Linked DNA regions of Homo sapiens: region 2 is linked to region 1. A link is an interaction called in ENCODE POLR2A ChIA-PET data of the cell type or tissue named here. Cell type or tissue: GM12878. All regions are shown on one strand. Links, peaks and the distances in the headings refer to the core of each region. The heading gives the core; the rest is flanking DNA. Region 1 overlaps TGIF2 (TGFB induced factor homeobox 2). Region 2 overlaps MTCL2 (microtubule crosslinking factor 2).

Region 1 (8,000 bases), core at 1-8,000:
AACATTGGGATCATCTCCTCTGTCCAGAGGTCTTCAACAGGAAGATGCCAGCTGGCACCACTGCACTGTGATGGGGGCCCTCTCCTCTGCTGACTCTGCCGTTTCTCCAGGCCTCCGCTCAGTGATGAGACCAAGAGATCGGAGACAAGCATGGTGCTGCTGCTTCTGCTGCTTCTCCAGAAAATCCCTGGGACACCTTTGTTCCAGCCTGGTTTCCTGGGCTGGGCTCAGGAAAGCTGCCAAATTCAGTCCTATGTTGGGTCCAAGCTGCCCCTGTGCTGTTTCTGTCAAGCCAGGTGTGGACATTCCAAGTTCATATGCGTGAACAAAAGAAAAGAGGAACCCAGTGGATGTAACAGAACCGACTCCAGTTGAATGTTTAGATTTTTGCTAAACTGTTTTCTTTTTCCCTTTTTTGCTGTGGTTTGCATTCACGGCAGTAGTTAGCCCAGGTGTGGGGAACGAGAGTGCACTGCATGATAGCGTTCTGGTGAGCTGGGAAGGACCCACCACTGCCACTGAGGATTGTTTTGGAAGAAAGGAATATTTTTATCTTGGGGACCAGCTAAGTCTCTGCAGTAGTGTGAAATTCCAAATGGTTGTTTTATCATTGGTTTGGTTTACCAAAAAAAAGGCAGGGAAAAAAAAAAAAAACAACCGTATGAGCGCATTGGCTTGTCTGCCGCAGGCACAGAAGGGTAGAAAGCCACAGCAGGGGGCAGTCCAGCAGACTCTGACTCAACTTTCTAGGCACCTAGCAGAGAAAGATAAGATCAAAAGGTGTTTGGTTTTTCTTTTAATTTTTATTGTAGTTTTTTTGGGTGGGTGGGGGAAGTAAACTAGACTGAAGCGATGGATTTTTTTTTTCTTTTTTTTCTTTAGTGTTTTTCCCTTTGTTCTTGAACACTTTTGCCCTGCAGCCTCAGTTTTGAATTCTTTTAGCAACTTGGATTAGAGGGGCCCATATGTCAGAAGCTCCCAGCACCTCCTACTTGGGAGAAAAGTGAGCCATCTGCTGGTCAGGAAGTCCTCCAGAGAGGCAGCTTTTCCCACAATGGTGGCAGGAAACTTTGGGGAAAGCAGGAATGGTGTCCACTGCTGCGGAGGAACTGCCTTCAGAGAAGGTGGGGCTGGAAAAGGGTTAGAAGCCTCCTAGCTGGGATTGTCTTTGTTTCACCTTTCTTTAAATTAGAATTACAGAAGCCCCTGCCCAGTGAACAGATAACGATTGGTCTTATGCTCCTCCCTTTCCCCCATTTTTTCTTTTGCTGTTTTGTTTTTTGTTTTTTGTTTGTTTGTTTGTTTTTTTGAGACAGAGTCATGCTCTGTCACCCGGGCTGGAGTGCAGTGGTGCGATCTCAGCTCACTGTAACCTCCGCCTCCCGGGTTCAAGCAATTATTTGCCTCAGCCTCCCGAGTAGCTGGGATTATAGGCACCCGCCACCATGTCTGGCTTTTAGTAGAGACGGGGTTTCACCATCTTGGCCAGGCTGGTCTTGGAACTCCTGACCTCGTGAGCCACCACGCCCAGCCTCTTTTGCTGTTTCATTGCTGACAGTGTTCAACAATATGCCCCATCTTTATATATCCTAAGAAACACTAATCCTAGGTTATTGCTAGCCAAAATATTTTTGTCCTGAGTAGTGTCACTGGGCCAAAAGATAGATCAGGACGACAGCCTTTAGTTTTCCTGAAATCACCAGGTCAGGCACAAGGAGAAAAGGTTCCTGGATACTGACTAACTTGGGTGGGTGGATCTAGCCAGGAGAAAGACAGTAACATGTGTTCTGTACTTTCTGGGAAGATCCCTGAAGCCATCACAGAGGCTCCCCAACTTCTGAGTCGCCCATCTGTTGCTGTGGGAGTGTGAACGGATCGCTGAAGGAGAGGGAGCTTTGCTCTCTCTAGGTGGGCAAGTTTCCTGGGCTCTCTGTGTTGCCTCCCTCTGGCTTCTTCCTCCCGTGCCCTCTCCCCGTGTGCCCCAGGGGGATCAGGGATCCTCACCCTCCTGAGGCCCAGTGGGGAAGAATGAACATGGCTTCATCCAGGTTAACTGATGCTGCCATTTGCCCAGCCTCTTCCATCCCAGCCCTGTCAGTGAGCCCAGGTCTGGTGCAACTGCTGCAGGATGCCTGTAGTAGGGAACTCTGGAAGTGTATTGGGCTGAGGTGGGATTTTCCCTCCCCACAGTGCACTGAGCAATGGAGGGTGGTGAGGGAGCCATGCTGCTGAATTCTGGTTGGCATTTCCCCATTATGTAAAATGGGGTGTTGGGTAGGGCAGACTCTGCTTGGGTTTGGTTGTAAGATAAACCTGGAGGAGAAGCACAGTTGTCCCATTGAATTATTTGAGCAAAAACTACTGTAAATAACTTTTTTGTCTTTTGTCAAATAAAATTTTTTTTTGTTTTTTTAAGCAGAAACAGGGTTCTTGATTGATCCACCAGGGCTCAGGGCCCAGGCTTGAAGACAAAGCAGTCACTGGCTTCTTATTTTGCTTTACATCTTTTACTCTCCCTCTAGTAGCCAGCTGTGAGTTCTGTGCACGCTGTACCCCCATTCCCTTTCACCAGCTCCATTCTGTATCCCATTCAACTCAGGGTAAAGGGGGCATTTGCATCTCACATTGGGCCAGTCTTCCCTGGAATCAACAGTTAAGCTCTGGGGTTGCTAAGTGGTGAGGATGTAACCTTGAGGAACTGGCAACTTTGTCCTCCCCCTCTCTCGGTAAGAAACAAGCATGACTGCAGTGTGAACCCGGCACAGAGAGAAGCAGCTATGAGATGGAAGCTCCAGTCATGTCTGAAACCAGGACCACCTGTAAACTTCTCTATTATGTAAGCTAGTGAATTCCCCTTTTTGCTTAAACTAGCTGTTAATACGTTTCTGCCATACTGAAATGACAATACACTAACTGCAGCCCAAACTATAAAAACCAAGGTCTGCAACAGTGGGAAACTGAGTTTGGTTGAGTGTGCCTGGGTCTGGGTCTGTGCTATGTTCAGTCTCTTTTTTTTTTTTTTTTTTTTGAAACGGAGTCTCTCTCTCTTGCTAGGCTGGAGTGCAGTGGCACAATCTTGGCTCACTGCAACCTCCGCCTCCCAGGTTCAAGTGATTCTCCTACCTCAGCCTCCCAAATAGCTGGGACTACAGGAGTGCGCCACCATGCCCGGCTAATTTTTTGTATTTTTTAGTAGAGACGGGGTTTCACCGTGTTGGCCAGGATGATCTCGATCTCCTGACCTCGTGATCCACCCACCTCGGCCTCCCAAAGTGCTGCAATTACAGGCGTGAGTCACTGTGCCCAGCCCCAATTTCTTAATTTTTGTACACACACACATGAAAGTGAGATGCCCTAGGTAAAGAAACTGAGTGGGCTGTGGCTTGTGCCTACAGTCCCAGCTACTCCAAGGCTGAGGCTGGAGGATCACTTAAGCCTGGGAGTTTGAGGCTGCAATGAGCTGTGATTGGACCACTGCACTCCAGCCTGGGTGACTGAATGAGACCCCAAGACCCCATCGTTTTTTTAATTTTTTTTTATTCTAAAAAAAAAGAGAAACTGAGTAGGGATTTCAGATACTTGCCTGAACTCATATAGCCCATATAAATATGGAGCTCGAATTCAAATTCAAGTCTGTTTTCCTTCAGGGTCACTCAGGTCTGCCCAGAACCTACCTGAAGTAATATAGTGGTCACTTACTAACATAGTATCATCTAGCTGTCTAGAACAGTGCTGTGGGCTCAGCACAAGAAGTTTCTTCTGTGAATGAAATCTTGGTGGTCTCTCCTACAGGTCACTCTCCTTCAGGAATTTGGAGAGAGAGCCTCCCCACTCAAGTTTCCCAGATTAAAGAGCCTCAGCTCCCTCAGCCATTCACCCAAGGTCCTGATTTTCCCCCATTTCTCTCTCAGTATCTCTCAAACTGCACACTTGGCCCTGGAGCTCAGCAGAATAGGCACATGCTGTTACAGCTTTTCAAAGTAAGTTTAATATTCAATTCACATCGGCCGGGCGTGGTGGCTCATGCTTGTAATTCCAGCATTTTGGGAGGCTGAGGCGGGCAGATCACTTTTGAGGTCAGGAGTTCAAGACCAGCCTAGCCAACATGGTGAAACCCCGTCTCTACTAAAAATACAAAAATTGGTGGGGTGGGAATGGCGCACCCCTGTAATCCCAGCTACTCGGGAGGCTGAGGCAGGAGAATCGCTTGAACCCTGGAGGCGGAGGTTGCAGTGAGCCGAGATCATGCCACTGCACTCCAGCCTGGGCGACAGAGCGAGACTGTCTCAAAAAAAAATAAAAGGAACTGAAACCAAAAGTGTCTTCTGCATCAAGCTTCAAATGAGCCCTGGAGTGAGCAAGCACTCTAGATAATGAAAGTGAACTGCGGGATAATGTGGCTAGGGCCCCTCCTGTGACGCTGGGAACATGATCTAAGGACATCCACCTTTTTTATTAGAGTCTCATTCAGGAAACAGCTTTTAAATGTATCTGCCCTGGTCGTGAATACCCGCTGTCTCTTTGGGCTGGCTATGTATAGCCTGGCCGCCTCTCTATACCCTTGTTCTTTTTTTTTTGAGACAGATTCTTGCTCTGTCGCCCAGGCTTGAGTGCAGCAGTGCAATCTCGGCTCACTGCAACCTCCGTCTCCTGGGTTCAAGTGATTCTCCTGTCTCAGCCTCCTGAGTAGCTGGGATTACACGCACGCACCACCACCCCTGGCTAATTTTTGTATTTTAAGTAGAGACGGGGTTTCACCATGTTGGTCAGGCTGGTCTCAAACTCCTGACCTCATGATCCGCCTGCCTCAGCCTCCCAAAGTGCTGGGATTACAGACGTGAGCCACCGCACTCAGCCTATACCCTTGTTCTTAATAGGGCTAAGATGATGCTTCAAGCTTTTGGGTATCGATTTTGGACTTTGCATTAATATTTTTTTTGTTTTGTTTTGTTTAAAAAGGTGGCCGGGTGGCGTGGTGGTGCATGCTTGTAGTCCCTGCTACTTGGGAGGCTGAGGCAGAAGAATCACTTGAACCAGGGAGGCGGAGGTTGCAGTGAGCTGAGATGGCGCCGCTGCACTCCAGCCTGGCCGACAGAGTGAGACTCTGTCTCAAAAATAAAATAAAATAAAATAAAGGTAATGGTAGTGATTGGTGGGGAGGGGATCTGCCATCCTCTAGATGGGTGGTCAGGGAAGTCCTCTTCCTTTCCACTGTTTTTGAATGGTAGTTTCTCCATGGCCCCCAGGCTTAGAACCTTTTTTTTTTTTTTTTTTTTTTTTTTTGCCTCAACTTAGCCCTAGGAATAAGCATCTCTGGGGTAAGACTGAGGACTCTGGATTTTAAAAGTACAGTCTAGCTTGAAAGCTGCTACATGGGCTGGGCACGGTGGCTCATACGTGTAATCCCAGCTCTTTGGGAGGCCAAGGCTGGTAGATCACGAGGTCAGGAGTTCGAGACCAGCCTGGCCAAGATGGTGAAACCCCATCTCTACTAAAATTACAAAAATTAGCCTGGCGCGGTGGCAGGCACCTGTAATCCCAGCTACTCGGGAGGCTGAGGCAGGAGAATCGCTTGAACCCGGGAGGCAGAGGTTGGAGTGAGCCGAGATCGCACCACTGTACTCTAGCCTGGGTGACAAGGCAAAACTCCGTCTCAAAAAAAAAAAAAAGAAAAGAAAGCTGCTACATGAAAACTCCATATGGCAGAGGCCAGGTCTGCCTTGTATGGCTGTATCCTTGCTATGTTATGCACTAGAGCTGCAGAGGATAAGGTGTGGCACTCGAAGGATGCAGAAATAACCATCACTGCTGTCAGTGTTACTGATTTCAAAGGCATTTCTCTATGACCCAAGCCTGGTTTCAAATTCTTGGTCTGTCACTGATTAGCTGTCATGACCATAGGCAAGACAGTTCACTACTCCAAACTTCAGTTTTCATCATCAATAAAGTGGGAATAGTAATACTTACCTCTTGGGAGGATGAAATAGGATAATCTATACGTTACTATCTATCCTTGCTCAGCACACAGCTGAGGGAAAAACAACCTGTAAAATAACTTACCCCATACCACACAGCTTTTAAGTGGCAGAATTGGGCCTAATTACCCAGAGAAGTAATTCTCAAGCCTAAATATCCATCAAGATCATCAGGAAAGCTTACAAAGATGCATATTCCCAGACCTCACGCCCAGAGAGTCTGGGCAGGAATCTGCATTCTTCACTGATGCCACATGAGATTCTGATGATCTTGCTCCAGAGACCTTCACCATTCATTATCAGGACACTGACCTATCCCCAGGAAACTACTGGGCTGGGAAAGTAGCAACTCTTTGTCTTTCAAAGTTACAAGATGAGAGGAAGAAGGGTCTCTGAACCATCTGACGTCTTTGCTCCCAGGAGGCTATGGTAACTTGAAGGTCAAGTGTAGCCCTACCATTTTAATTACCAAAGTAATCCACACACGATGTAGAGAAATTGCAAGTAAAGGTATAAAAAGAGAAGAGTTTAGCATAATGGTTAATGGTTAAAAGCCCAGCCAGGTTTTGGATGAAAACGAATGTAGCCAGATGCAGTGGCTTATACCTGTAATTCCATCACTTTGGAAGGCCGAGGCGGGTGGATCACCCAAGGTCAGGAGCTTGAGACCAGCCTGGCAAACGTGGCAAAACCCCATCTCTACAAAATACAAAAATTAGCTGAGCATGGTGGCAGGTGCCTGTAGTCCCAGCTACTCCGGAGGCTGAGGCAGGAGAATTGCTTGAACCCAGGAGGTGGAGGTTGCAGTGAGTTGAGATTGTCCCACTGCACTCCAGCCTGGGTGACAGAGTGAGACTGTCTCAAAAACAAAACAAAACAAATGAATGTAAAACATTTAGTGAAGTGACTGGTAGCTAGTGAGGGTTCATTAAGTGCTAGTATGACATTTATTGTGGGCCAAAAAGAAAAAAAAAGACCAGGATGCAATCTCAGACCTCCATTCCAACAACAGGTGCTCTTTCCATGGCTGATGGTTGCCCCCAGGATTTCTGATACCTGTGATCCATCAGTGCCTGTGAGGGGCCAGTCTTACCCCTCAGAATATACCTTCCTCTCCAAACCCCACTCCAAGCAGCTGGCAGTGCTATCGAGGCATTCAGCTGGGAAATAGCCCTAAGGCTGAGCTCATGTGTTCAACTAGTACTAAACAGCTACAAACTCACAAAGACAAAATTTGTCCTACTTCCAAATCTGTCTCTCCCACTTTCAAATCTGACCCTTCATCAAGTTATTTTCCAACTCAGACCACCCAAGATGTTTATTTTAACCAGACGGATTCACTGAGATTCAGCCAGGTTCCCCGCTTCCTAAGATAAGGAAAGCCTTGGGTGAAAGCAAATAGGGAACAAGTCTGAGTCCCAAAAATACCTTTTAGACAAGGGCTTCCCCTCTGGCTGCCAGCTTAGCTTTGTCTGCTCCTAGAGAGGTAAGAGGAGGAACAGGGATCAGGTTTCAGATGCCTGTTGAACTTCTAACTTCCCTTATGACCTTGGGCTACACTGCAGGATTTGAGGACCCTTCCAACTAGAACTTTCTGTGACCTCTCCCAATCCCATGCAAACATAATGGCTCTTGGAGTTACGGTCAGAGCTTCGCAATGTAATACAAACATGACCTAGAGCCGGACGCAGTGGCTCATGCCTGTAATCTCAGCACTTTGAGAGGCTGAGGTGGGCGTATCACTTGAGGTCAGGAGTTCGAGACCAGCCTGGCCAACATGATGAAACCCCGTCTCTACTAAAAATACAAAAATTAGCTGGGCATAGTGGTGGGCACCTGTAATCCCAGCTACTTGGGAGGCTGAGGAGAATCCCTTGAACCTGGGAGGTGGAGGTTGCAGTGAGCCAAGATCGTACCACTGCACTCCAACCTGGGTGACAGGGCGAGACTCTGTCTCAAAAAAAAAAAAAAAAAGAAAAAGAAAAAACAAATATGACATAAAAAAATACTGTCTAATGAGATGCT
Region 2 (12,038 bases), core at 1,882-9,881, 250 kb after region 1:
GCAGTGCTGCAATCATAGCTCACTGAAACCTTTAACTCCTGGACTCAAGCAATCCTCTGGCCTTGGCCTCCCATATAGCTGGGACTATAGGCACTTGCCACCACGCCCAGCTAATTTTTTTTTTTTTTTTTTTTTTTTTTGAGACAGAGTTTCACTCTGTCACCCAGGCTGGACTGCAATGGTGTGAGCTCACTGCAACCTCGGCCTCCCAGGTTCAAGCGATTCATCTGCCTCAGCCTCCTGAGTAGCTGGGAGTACAGGCGTGTACCACCACACCCGGCTCATTTTGTATTTTTAGTAGAGCCGGGGTTTCACCATGTTGGCCAGGCTGGTCTCGAACTCCTGACCTCAGGTGATCCATCCGCCTCGGCCTGCCAAAGTGCTAGGATTACAGGTGTGAGCCACCACCCCCAGCCTCTGCTAATTTTTTTTATTTTTTTGTAGAGATAGGGTCTTGCTATGTTGCCCAGCCTGATTTCCAACTATTGGCCTCTAGCGATCCTCCCACTTCAGCCTCCCAAAGCGCTGGGATTCTGGGATTACAGGCATGAGCCTCCACCTCTGGCGGAGACACAACCATTGGTTGCCTCATGTGTAGGACAGCACTACAATCCCATTGTGCACCAACAAGACCACAGGGGGCGCCAGCAGCTTCCTGGAACAGGCACTCCTGTTTACCTCCCCTGGTTCTGCTGGCCTTTGAAACCATGGCTCTCCCTGGTCCCTTAACAAAGGTTTTTCTTTTATATTCCACTGGAAAGGCTATAGGGCTTGAGTTTGCCAGTGTCTTCCAACAGAAGGGACTTCTCCCCAGGTAAGTGTGTGGCTGACTCGCATCCTGCCGCTCCCCTGGGTCCTCACAGGAGCCATCTTCTGCCACCTTCCTCTTTCCCCCTTCCTGGCTCAGGCCCACTTCTCCCTTGGGCCTTCACTCAGAAGTCACCCCTGCAGGAAGCCTCCCTAGGGCCCCATCCCAGCTCCTCGTGTCACCAGATCACACTGGGCTGAGTTCTGAGGGCAGAGGGCCGGGCCTGGGGGCCCTGGAGTTCTCACCACCAGACCAGAGCTTCCGAAGACAGGCAGGGGGACATCCCACCTGCCAACCTCCCACCCACCCTTCCCCTGCTTCCTGAAGCAGAGAGCAGTGAGGCCAAGCTGGAGGCTTGGGAGGCTCATGAGCCTGGGCTCTGCCACCAACACACTGAGCGCCCCTTGACCTTCGGCAGGTATTGCTTTTCTCTGAACCTCAGATTCTTCATCAAGAAAATGGAAATAATGATAGCTAACATTTTTGAGTCCTTATGCTGGCATTTTACCCACATTATTATTATTATTATTATTATTATTATTATTATTATTATTATTTTTGAGACGGAGTCTCACTCTGTCACCCTGGCTGGAGTGCAGTGGCGCGATCTCAGCTCACTGCAACCTCCGCCTCCCGGGTTCAAGCGATTCTCCTGTCTCAGCCCCTGAGTAGCTGGGATTACAGGCGGGAACCACCACACTCGGCTAATTTGTGTATTTTTAGTAGAGATGGGGTTTCACCATGTTGGCCAGGCTGGTCTCGAACTCCTGACCTCAGGTGATCTGCCCGCCTCGGCCTCCCAAAGTGCTGGGATTACAGGCATGAGCCACTGTGCCCAGCCCGCATTATTTCATTTAATCCTCATATAACCCTGTGAGATAGAGATTGCTGCAAACCCATTTTACAGATGAGGACACTGAAATTGATGACTTTGCTCAAAATAATAAAGTTCAGGTATATTGGAGCCAAGATTTAAACCAGCCTTGACCAACTCTAGGCCTTCACTACTTCTCTTTGTTTTTTTTTTTTTGAGACGGAGTCTCGCTCTGTCGCCCAGGCTGGAGTGCAGTGGTGACACGATCTTGGCTCACTGCAAGCTCCGCCTCGTGGGTTCACGCCATTCTCCTGCCTCAGCCTCCCGAGTAGCTGGGACTACACATGCCTGCCACCACACCTGGCTAATTTTTTGTGTTTTCAGTAGAGACAGGGTTTCACTGTATTAGCCAGGATGGTCTCGAGGCCTTCACTACTTTTCATTAGCATAATTAAGGAACCTCTGCCTGACACCGTGGCTCATCCTTGTAATCCCAGCACTTTGGGAGGCCAAGGCAGGAGGATCACTTGAGCCCAGAAGTTTGAGACCAGCCTGGGCAACATAATGAGACCCCATCTCTACAACATATAGAAAAATTAGCCAGGTGTGGTGGTGTGTGCCTGTAGTCCCAGCTACTCAGGAAGCTGAGGTGGGGGTAGCCCAGGAGGTGGAGGCTACAGTGAGCTATGATCACATCACTGCCTGATACCTAGGCAACAGAGCAAGACCTTGTCTCTAAAAAAACAAGAAGAAAAAGAAACCCCCATGGAACTGTGCGGGGACAATTAGAGGCTAGCACCAGGTGGTGGTTGATACTCAATAAACAGTAGCTTCTCAGCCAGGCGCAGTGGCTCATGCCTGTAACCCCAGCACTTTGGGAGGCCAAGGTGGGCAGATCACCTGAGGTCAGGAGTTCGAAACCAGGCTGGCCAACATGGTGAAACCCTGTCTCTACTAAAAATACAAAAATTAGCCGGGTGTGGTGGCAGGTGCCTGTAATCCCAGCTACTTGGGAGGCTGAGGCAAGAGAAATCGCTTGATCCCGGGAGGCAGAAGTTGCAGTGAGCTGAGATCGCGCCATTGCATTCCAGCCTGGGCAACAAGAGAGAAACTCTGTCTCAAAGGAAAAAAAAAAAACAGTAGCTGCTGCTAGTAGGAAGGATTCATATTATGATATCATTTTGGGATACCCTTGATAGAAGCCCTGTGGGTTCACCAGGAATTCCTACTTAGATGAGGAAACTGAGGCCCAGAGAGGTGGTAGAACTTGGCCATGGACACACGGAAATGAGATGCAAGGCCAACCTGGGCCCCACTTAGACTTGTGGTCCCATCCCAGCAACAAGGGCACCCGAGCCCAGGCTGACCTTGACATCCTGCTCCAGACCACGGATAAGCTCGCCGTCCACCTGGCCGGTCTGGGCGGCACGGAGACTGCGGCGCTCGGCTTTGCGCAGCCGGTACTGCAGGATGCGGCAGGTCTTGCTGGCCTGGTCCAGCTGCTGTCGCAGCTCCTGCAGCTGATACACGTCCTCCTCCATATAGACGTCCCGCATCTCCAGCATCTCGGCCCGCAGCTCCTCAATCTCGTCCTGCGGAGGGAAGGAAGAGTCAGGTCACTGGGCCCACAGTAGCAGCTAGGAGGCCGGAGTACTGGCCACACCTAGGACTGAATGAAGCACCGTGGGGGACCTGGATGTGGCAGGCTGAATGACAGACCTCCAAAGACGTCCATGTTCACATTCCCAGGATCTGTGAATGTTGCCTTACATGGCAAAAGAGACTTTGCAAATATGAGTAAATTAAGGATCCCAAGACAGGGAAACAGAAGCAGAGGCTGGAGTGAGATGCTTTGATGTTGGAGGAAGGGGCTGTGATGACGGAGGAAGGGGGTGCCTCTCAAGGCAAGGAAAAGGTTTCTCCCCTGGAGCCTTCCCGAGGAATGCAGCCCTGCCCAAACCTTGATTTCTAGACCTTTGACCTCCAGGATCAGAAGATAATAATCTGGTGTTCATTTTTTTGTTGTTTTTGAGACGGAGTCTCACTCTGTTGCCCAGGCTGGAGTGTAGTGGCACAATCTCAGCTCACTGCAACCTCCTCCTCCCTACTTCAAGCGATTCTCCCTGCCTTAGCCTCCCAAGTAGTTGGGATTACAGGTGCCCACCACCACACCCAGCTGATTTTTTATATTTTTAGTGGAGACGGGGTTTCACCATGTTGGCCAGGTTGGTCTTGAACTCCTGACCTCAAGCGATCTGCCCGCCTTGGCCTCCCAAAGTGCTGGGAACAGGTATGAGCCACCCTGCCCAGCCTGGTGTTTTTTTTTTTTTTTTGAGACGGAGTCTCGCTCTGTCGCCCAGGCTGGAGTGCAGTGGCGCTATCTCGGCTCACTGCAAACTCCCCCTCCTGGGTTCACGCCATTCTCCCGCCTCAGCCTCCTGAGTAGCTGGGACTACAGGCACCCGCCACCACGCCTGGCTAATTTTTTTTTTTTATTTTTAGTAGAGACGGGGTTTCACCGTGTTAGCCAGGATGGTCTCCATCTCCTGACCTCGTAATCAGCCTGCCTCGGCCTCCCAAATTGCTGGGATTACAGGCATGAGCCACCGTGCCCTTGGCCTGGTGTTCTTTTAAGCCACTAAATTTGTAGTGATTTGTTACAGAAGCAACAGGAACACACTGGGGAAGCAGGAGAGGCCATTTAAGAAACATGGATGAGGTTGGGCACGGTGGCTCATGCCTGTAATCCCAGAACTTTGGGAGGCTGAGATGGGCGGATCACGAGGTTGGATCAAGACCATCCTGGCTAACATGGTGAAAATCCGTCTCTATTAAAAATACAAAAAATTAGCTGGGCATGGTGGCGGGTGCCTGTAGTCCCAGCTACTCGGGAGGCTGAGGCAGGAGAATGGCGTGAACCCAGGAGGCGGAGCTTGCAGTGAGCCGAGATCGCACCACTGCACCCCAGCCTGGGCGACAGAGCGAGACTCCGTCTCAAAAAAAAAGAAACATGGATGAGCATCAACTATGTACGTCCTAGGTAGGCCCTGTGCTAAGCGCAGGGGCAGGGAGGGACAATGGGGTGGGTCCAGCCCCTTCTATATACTCTGTATGGAGCCCCAAGCTTCACCAGGAAGATACACAGTAAACCAGAAAATAATAATAACAAAAGACACCTGGCTGGGCGCAGTGGCTCGCACCTCTAATCCCGGCACTTTGGGAGGCCGAGGTGGGTGGATCATTTGAGGTCAGGAGTTTGAGACCAGCCTGGCCAACATGGTGAAACCCTGTCTCTACTAAAAATACAAAAAAAAAAAAAAAAAAAAAAAAAAAATGAGCCCAGCGTGGTGGTTCACGCCTGTAATCCCAGCTACTCGGGAGGCCGAGGCATGAGAATCACTTGAACCTAGGAGGCAGAGGATGCAGTGAGCCGAGATTGCACCATTGGGTGACAGAGTGAGACCCTATCTCCAAGAAAAAAAAACAAAAACAAACCTCAGATACTGTTAAGTGCTATAAAGACAAAGCCAAAATGAAACCAAACAACATGAGTTATATGATAGGGTGAGGGGGGGTGCTATGTTAGGGGACATGATCAGGGAGGCCATCTCTACAAAAGAGACATTTGAGCTGAGACAAGAAGGAACAGCCGAGAAAGCTAGGGGGAGAGGTTATTCCAGGCAGAGGGAACAGTGTGTGCCAAGGCTCAGAGGCAGGAAAGAGCTCAGTGTGTCAAGGTACAGCAAGGAGGCCAGGGCAGCTACTGGGTTAATTTGAGGCTGAGGAAACTGACAGGAGTCAACCACATGGTACTGTGAAGGGCCAAATAGAATTTGGGTTTGGGATTTGTTTGCTTGCTTTTGTTTTGAGATGGGGTCTCACTCTGTCACCCAGGCTGGAGTGCGGTGGCAAAATCTCAGCTCGCTGCAACCTCTGCCTCCCAGGCTCAAGCCACCCTCCCACCTTAGCCTCCCAAGTAGTTGGGACCAAAGACACACAACCCCACATCGGGGGTGGGGGGTGGGGTGTGTGTGTGTGTGTGTGTGTGTGTGTGTGTGTGTGTGTGTGTATACAGGGTTTTGCCATGTTGCCCAGGTTGCTCATGAACTGAGCTCAAGCAATCTGCCTAGCTCAGCATCCCAAAGTGCTGGGATTACAGGCATAAGCCACCATGCCTGGCCTGGGTTTGGGTTTTAAGCAGAGAGGGTAAGAGTATGACCTCACTTCCTGAAGGCAGCTTCTGCTACCGCTGTCATCAGCTTCCAGCTGTTCCTCACTTCTCCTTTGTAATCATTATTAGCAAATTTGCAATTCTATGTTTAATAGTTTGTCTCCCAGCCAAACCATGAGTGCCTGGAGGCAACCCCATTTGGCCTAGCAGGTGGTAGCCTCCCAACAAATATTAACTGAATGGATGCATGCATGTTTAGTCAGGTCAAAAACAACAAAAAAGACATACGAATGTGCAACAATCATTAGATACTAAGTGTAAGGGGGAGGGAAGTAGAATTACGCAGAAGAAATGCATAATTATTATGTCTCATACAAATGTGAAAACCTAGTCACAAATGGGAATGATAATACCTACTCTTAATGTGACCGAATGATTTAAATAAGATTGTATACTAAGAAGGGAAACTGGCCAGGTGCGGTGGCTCACGCCTGTAATCCCAGCGCTTTGGGAGGCCAAGGCGGTCAGATCGCCTGAGGCCAGGAGTTCAAGACCAGCCTGGCCAACATGGTGAAATCCCGTCTCTACTAAAAATACAAAAATTAGCCAGGCATGGTGGTGGGCACCTGTAATCCCAGCTACTCGGGAGGCTGAAGCAGGAGAATCATTTGAACCTGGGAGGCAGAGGTTGCAGTGACCCAAGATCATACCACTGCACTCCAGCCTGGGCAGCAGAGCGAGCCTCTGTCTCACAAAATAAAAAAAAAGAGAAACAGAGTCACCAGGGATGAATGACCTGCTAAAGGCATCCCTGAGGAGCCAGGGGAAGCACCGAGGATGGCAGTGATGGAAGCAGGGGTGGGGGGTCCAAGGGGCAAGAAGGCCTCTGTGGGCCCTGGAGAGGGCAGATCTGGAGAGCCGGATTCCTCAGCTCTCCCTACCCGTCTTTCCCCAAAGAAAACGGAAAGGAAGGGACTGGGAAGTGGGGTCTCGTATTCCTCCCTCCTCATGCTGCCACTGGGAGGAGGGAGTGTCCACTCTGCTCCCGTCAGAGGGACACCTCTGGCTTCTGTCCGAGCACCCCTCACCACACCCTCGCTGGGGCTGGGAGGAAGGGGGATCTGATTTTGTGCCTGTGAAAGGAACAAACATGGGGTTCTCTCTCTTCACTCCTGCCTGCCCAGATGGGGAGGACTGCTCTGCTCTTCCAATGGTCAGCCTGGTAGGATGGCTCCCTGTGAGGAAGGGGGTACGACTGGGGTTGCCAGCGCCCCCTGAGGCTGGATGGATTTAACTCAGAGTCAGGGTTAGGGAGCCCTGCCCTCCAGGCCAGTTCTCACAAGCTCGAGAGGTTTTCCTGCCCATCGGTTTGACTCCTGGGGCTGCAGAGAACAGTCACTTTGCCAGCCCCCCACCCCCACCTCCACCCTCATAGACTCACCACCCCACCAGCATACCACGTGGACAGAACCAGAGTGGAGAGGAGGAAGTGGAACAGTAAATGATCACACCAGTTAAAAAAATGAGGAAGTGAAGGATCCACGCGCTGTTTCAGGCAGCCGGTGAAGGAAGCATGAAGGAAAGATCACTCAGGAAGTGCAAGCCGGTAGGCTAGGCCAGCCTCCAGATGGATCTGTGTTCAAATCCTAGCCATGCCGGTTACCAGCACCTCACTTATTATCTCTAGAAAGTTAAAATGACAGGATATGGTGATGGAAAGAATAGGAGGGTCTAAGTGGACCCCAAGCTCAGGTTGAACCAAGGGGAAATGCACACAACCCTATGATGCTGGGCTACATTAACAAATGCATGACATTTAGATCATGGGAGGTAACATCTCTTACACAAGATCACACCCAGAGCACTAGAGTCATTTTTGGAAATCATTTTTTTTAACTTTTAAATGACTGATTTTCTTATTTATAAAACAGGCCAGGTCGGGCACGATGGCTCACGCCTGTAATCCCAGCACTTTGGGAGGCCAAGGCCGGCAGATCACGATGTCAGGAGTTTGAGACCAGCCTGGCCAACATGGTGAAACCCCATCTCTACTAAAAATATAAGAATTAGCCGGGCGTGGTGGTGCACGCCTGTAATCCCAGCTATTCAGGAGGCTGAGGCAGGAGAATTGCTTGAACCCAGGAGGCGGAGGTTGCAGTGAGCTGAGATCATGCCACTGCACTCCAGCCTGGGTAACAGAGCGAGACTCTGTCTCAGAAAAAAATAAAATAAAATAAAATAAAATAAAGCACTGGCAGGGCACAGTGGCTCACCCCTGTAACCCCAGCACTCTGAGAGGCTGAGGCAGGAGGATCACTTGAGCCCAGGAGTTGAAGACCAGCCTGGGCAACACAGTAAGACCTCATCTCTACAAAAAAAAAATAATAATAATAATAATAATAACAACAATAATAATAATGTATTACATCCAAATAGGCCGTGACTTTAAAAATGGCTATCATTGGCCAGGTGCGGTGGCTCATGCCTGTAATCCCAGCACTTTGGGAGGCTGAGGTGGATGGATTACCTGGTCTGGTAGTGCACCTGTGGCCCCAGCTACTTGGGAGGCTGGGGTGGGAGGATTGTTTGAGCCCAGGAGGTTGGGGTTCTGTTGAACTATGATTGCACCACTGCACTCCAGCCTGGGTAACAGAGCAAGAACCTGTCTCTAAAAGTAAAACATGATCATAGAGACAGTTTTGAAAATAGAGAAAACAGGCCAGGTGCAGTGGCTCACGCCTGTAATCCCAGCACTATGGGGAGACCGAGGCGGGCGGACCATTTGAGGTCAGGAGTTCGAGACCAGCCTGGGCAACTTGGTGAAACCCTGTCTTTACTAAAAATATAAAATTAGCCAGGCATGGTGGCAGGTGCCTGTAATACCAGCTACTAAGGCAGGAGAATTGCTTGAACCCAGGAGATGGACATTGCAGTGAGCTGAGATCACACCACTGCACTCCACCCTGGGTGACAGAGCAAGATTCTGTCTCAAAAAAAAAAAAAAAAGAAGAAGAAGAAGAAGAAAAGAAAAAGAAAACATAATCCATGCATAATTACAATACCTGAATTACAGTGGCTCTCAAAGTGCAGTTCCTGGACCAGTAACATCAGCATCACTGGTGAATTTGTGAGAAATTCTCATGTCCCAACCCAGACTTGCTGAATCAGAAACTCCTAGGGTGAGCCCCCCAAGGGATTCTGATGAAGGGCGTTTCCTTCTAGTTATTTCCCCCCCTAAAAGGGCAAGAGTCAGGTCTCTGAGCACAAGTCCCCATGCCAGGGCCTGACACAGAGCAGGATCTCAGCAAGCATCCTTTGAATAAGTGAATGAATGAATGATAGTTCTCACATGAGCAGCTGTCTCCCCAAGGCCTGCCCTTCACCACAGTCAATTTGTGACAGCCCAAGATGTTGCATTCACGCCAGTTCCATCTCTCCAGGGGGGCCTAGGCCTCTCAGGGGGCTAGTCCCAGCTGCAGGCAGAATGCCCGTTAGCCCCTGCTGGCACGGCCCCACGTGAGAGGGTGAGCTGACAAAGGCAGGCTTGTGGCCCCAGGCTGGGTCTGCAGGGACGTGGGCGGGAGAGGCTGGCGAATGCAGGACTTAGGCAGGGGCGCTGGGCTTTCCGGGCCCGAGGTGGGGCTAGGAGAGGTGCTGCTGGGGCTTGGGGAGGGGACCCAGAGGGCAGGCCTTTGTTCTGTTCCAGAGGTTCACAGTCCTCAGGGAGCCTAAGAATGTTCTGGGGCTCTGTGGTCATGCAGTCTGGGCCTCCATCCCAGGAGAGCTCTCCAGTGACAGATCCAACTGAAGGAGCTGGGGGTGGGGGGCCCTGGGAGGTGGGGGTGAGGAGCACAGGCTTCCCAGCTCCTTCACAGACAGCTCAGTGGTTCTGAAGAGCCTCTCCCAGCTCCCAGACCCCCTAACTGTGTGGAAGTGGGGAGGGAGAGGCCCAGCTCCACTGGACTCAGTAGGCCTCGTGGCTATGGAACAAAGTTGTAGACATGGTGAAACCTTGTCTCTACTAAAAATATAAAAATTAGCCAGCTGTGGTGGCTCACGACTGTAATCCCAGCTGTTTGGGAGGCTGAGGCAAGAGAATTGCTTGAATTTGGGAGGCAGAGGTTGTAGTGAGCCAAGATCGCACCACTGCACTCCGGCCTGGGCAACAGAGCGAGACTGTGTCTCAAAAAAAAAAAAAAAATCCCCTCAACACCACTGGGGAAACCCCAAGCCTCATCCTCTGCCAGACAACAAAAGGGCACAGTGCCTGGTAGTGCCCACCTCAGAGCCTTGGGGCCCCTGACCCTCAGCCCCACCACGGCCTGGCCACCTCCTTCAAGTTGACCTCTTCACCTTAAAGGCTACTCTTGAAGCTAACCCAGATTTTTTAGCTGGACTAGAAACGGGGAATAGGAGCATGGGGGAGGATGGGGGACCAGGGCACCCACACTGCTGCCAGGATAGGCAGTGCTTCCCTTTCTAGAGAATGCTTTTTTGCTCTGATTACAGTTAATAGCTGTTTTTGGAGAAAATCTGAAGAAGGTAGACGGCTTTCTATCTCTTCCACCGGTTCTCACCAGCTTCTGCAGTAGGTCCAAGTCCCCTTACCGGGTCCTGAGCCAGCCCCTGGTCTCCTCCCTACTCCCGCCTTACCCCAGCCCTCCAGCGTCCAAATAGGCTGTGACTTTAGAAATGGCTACCATTGGCCAGGCACGGCGGCTCACGCCTGTAATCCCAGCACTTTGGGAGGCCGAGGCGGATGGATTACCTGAGGTCAGGAGTTTGAGACTTGCCTGACCAACATGGTGAAACCCCATCTCTACAAAAAAATACAAAAAAATTAGCCAGGCTTGGTGGCGTGTGCCTGTAATCCCAGCTACTCGGGAGGCTGAGGCAGGAGAATCGCTTGAAACCCAGAGGCAGAGGTTGCAGTGAGCTGAGATTGCAACAATGCACTCCAGCCTGGGCGACAGAGACAGACTGTTTCAACAAACAAAACACGGCTACCACCTATTAGGAGGCTCACTAATTACCAGGCCCCCGCACAGGCAGTACGTGCATTATCAGTTGACAGTTTAATCCTCTTACCGACCCTGTGAGGTAGGTGCTGAAAACGTTCCTGTTTTGCAGATGAGGAGACGAGGCTCAGAAGCTTCGCAGAGCTGCTTGAGCAAGGGACCTGCGGGGCTGGATTCCAAACAAGCCACGTGGCCCTGGGTCAGTGCGTCATAACTGTGCTCTTCCAATTTGTTCAGCTATTCCCTCTGCTAGAACGGCCTTTGCCAGGCTGACTCCTGACTATCTCATCCTTCCAGAACATTTCCTTCCCAGACTCTGATTCAAACCCCACACTCTGAAATCTATGGTCCGTTGTGCTGGTAATTTTAGGTTGTATTTGTCTGTTTTCATGTCAATCTTCCCCAAGAGCTAGGGAGAAGGGCAGGGGCTGGTTTGTGTCTAGTCCTCAGCATCACCCAGGGCAGACCGTGGCACAGAGCAGGTACCTGTCACTGTCTATGGGTAGATGTAGGAATTAAAGAATGAGTATGGGGCCAGGCGCGGTGGCTCACGCCTGTAATCGCAACACTTTGCAGAGGCCAAAGAGGGAAGATCCCTTGAGCTCAGGAGTTTGAGACCAGCCTGGACAACATAGCGAGACCCCATCTCTACAAAAAAATTAAAAATTAGCCAGGCATGGTGCTGTACACCTGTAGCCTCAGATACTCAGGAGGCTGCAACAGGAGGATCACTTGAGCTTGGGAGGTTGAGGCTGCAATAAGCAAGGATTGCACCACTACACTCCAGCCTGAGTGACACAGAGACAGTCTGACTCAAAAAAAAAAAAAAAAAAAAGAGTATAGCTTCTGTCCTGCCCAGTCCACAACTCCCAGCCAGCTGCAAAGAGTTAGGAAGACAGGAGTTCAAGACCAGCCTTGGCAACACAGTGAGTCTCCGTCTCTACAAAAAAATAAAAAATTTTAAAAACTTAGCTGGGCATGTGCCTGTAGTCCCCAGCTACTCAGGAGGCTGAGGCAGGAGGTTCACTTGAGCCCAGGAGTTCCAGGCTGCTGTGAGCCATGAGTGCACCACTGCACTCCAGGCTAGGTGACAGAGTGAGACCCCTGTCTCTAAATAAAAATGAGAGAGGGAGAGCCTGGGCAGATCAGAACTGGTCGCAGATCCCTATGCCACCCAAGGAGGGTAGGCAGGGTCTGTCTACGTAGGGAACCTCCTGCTCACCCACC

Evidence for each region. ChIA-PET counts read pairs that join two places held together with the same protein. Peaks named below come from ENCODE experiments on the same cell type or tissue, not always from the same donor. Only the 100,000 strongest peaks of a DNase experiment are listed, where the experiment ranks them.
Region 2: POLR2A ChIA-PET joins it to region 1 with 6 read pairs; 11 of 35 experiments call an interaction of 5 or more read pairs at or near these places.

Annotation. Positions count from the first base shown.
Region 1 is chr20:36,591,529-36,599,528 of GRCh38, forward strand. It overlaps TGIF2 (TGFB induced factor homeobox 2), which reads left to right. Exons shown (of 3, transcript NM_021809.7): 3 at 1-2,422. All of the region lies in intron 2 of TGIF2-RAB5IF (TGIF2-RAB5IF readthrough), which reads left to right. Among named protein-coding and RNA genes, the nearest start is that of RAB5IF, 10 kb to the right of the region's middle. RefSeq lists enhancers at 1-879, 4,191-4,560. In GM12878, for the core only: a CTCF peak has its summit at 1,024 (motif pointing left); DNase peaks (open chromatin) are centred at 2,763, 3,353 and 4,383; H3K4me3 peaks cover 1,715 bases; H3K27ac peaks cover 3,915 bases.
Region 2 is chr20:36,836,228-36,848,265 of GRCh38, forward strand. It overlaps MTCL2 (microtubule crosslinking factor 2), which reads right to left. Exons shown (of 15, transcript NM_080627.4): 2 at 2,990-3,214. Among named protein-coding and RNA genes, the nearest start is that of MTCL2, 21 kb to the right of the region's middle. RefSeq lists enhancers at 5,433-5,492, 9,704-9,853, 10,024-10,073. In GM12878, for the core only: a CTCF peak has its summit at 7,082; DNase peaks (open chromatin) are centred at 5,907 and 7,274; H3K4me3 peaks cover 313 bases; H3K27ac peaks cover 4,708 bases.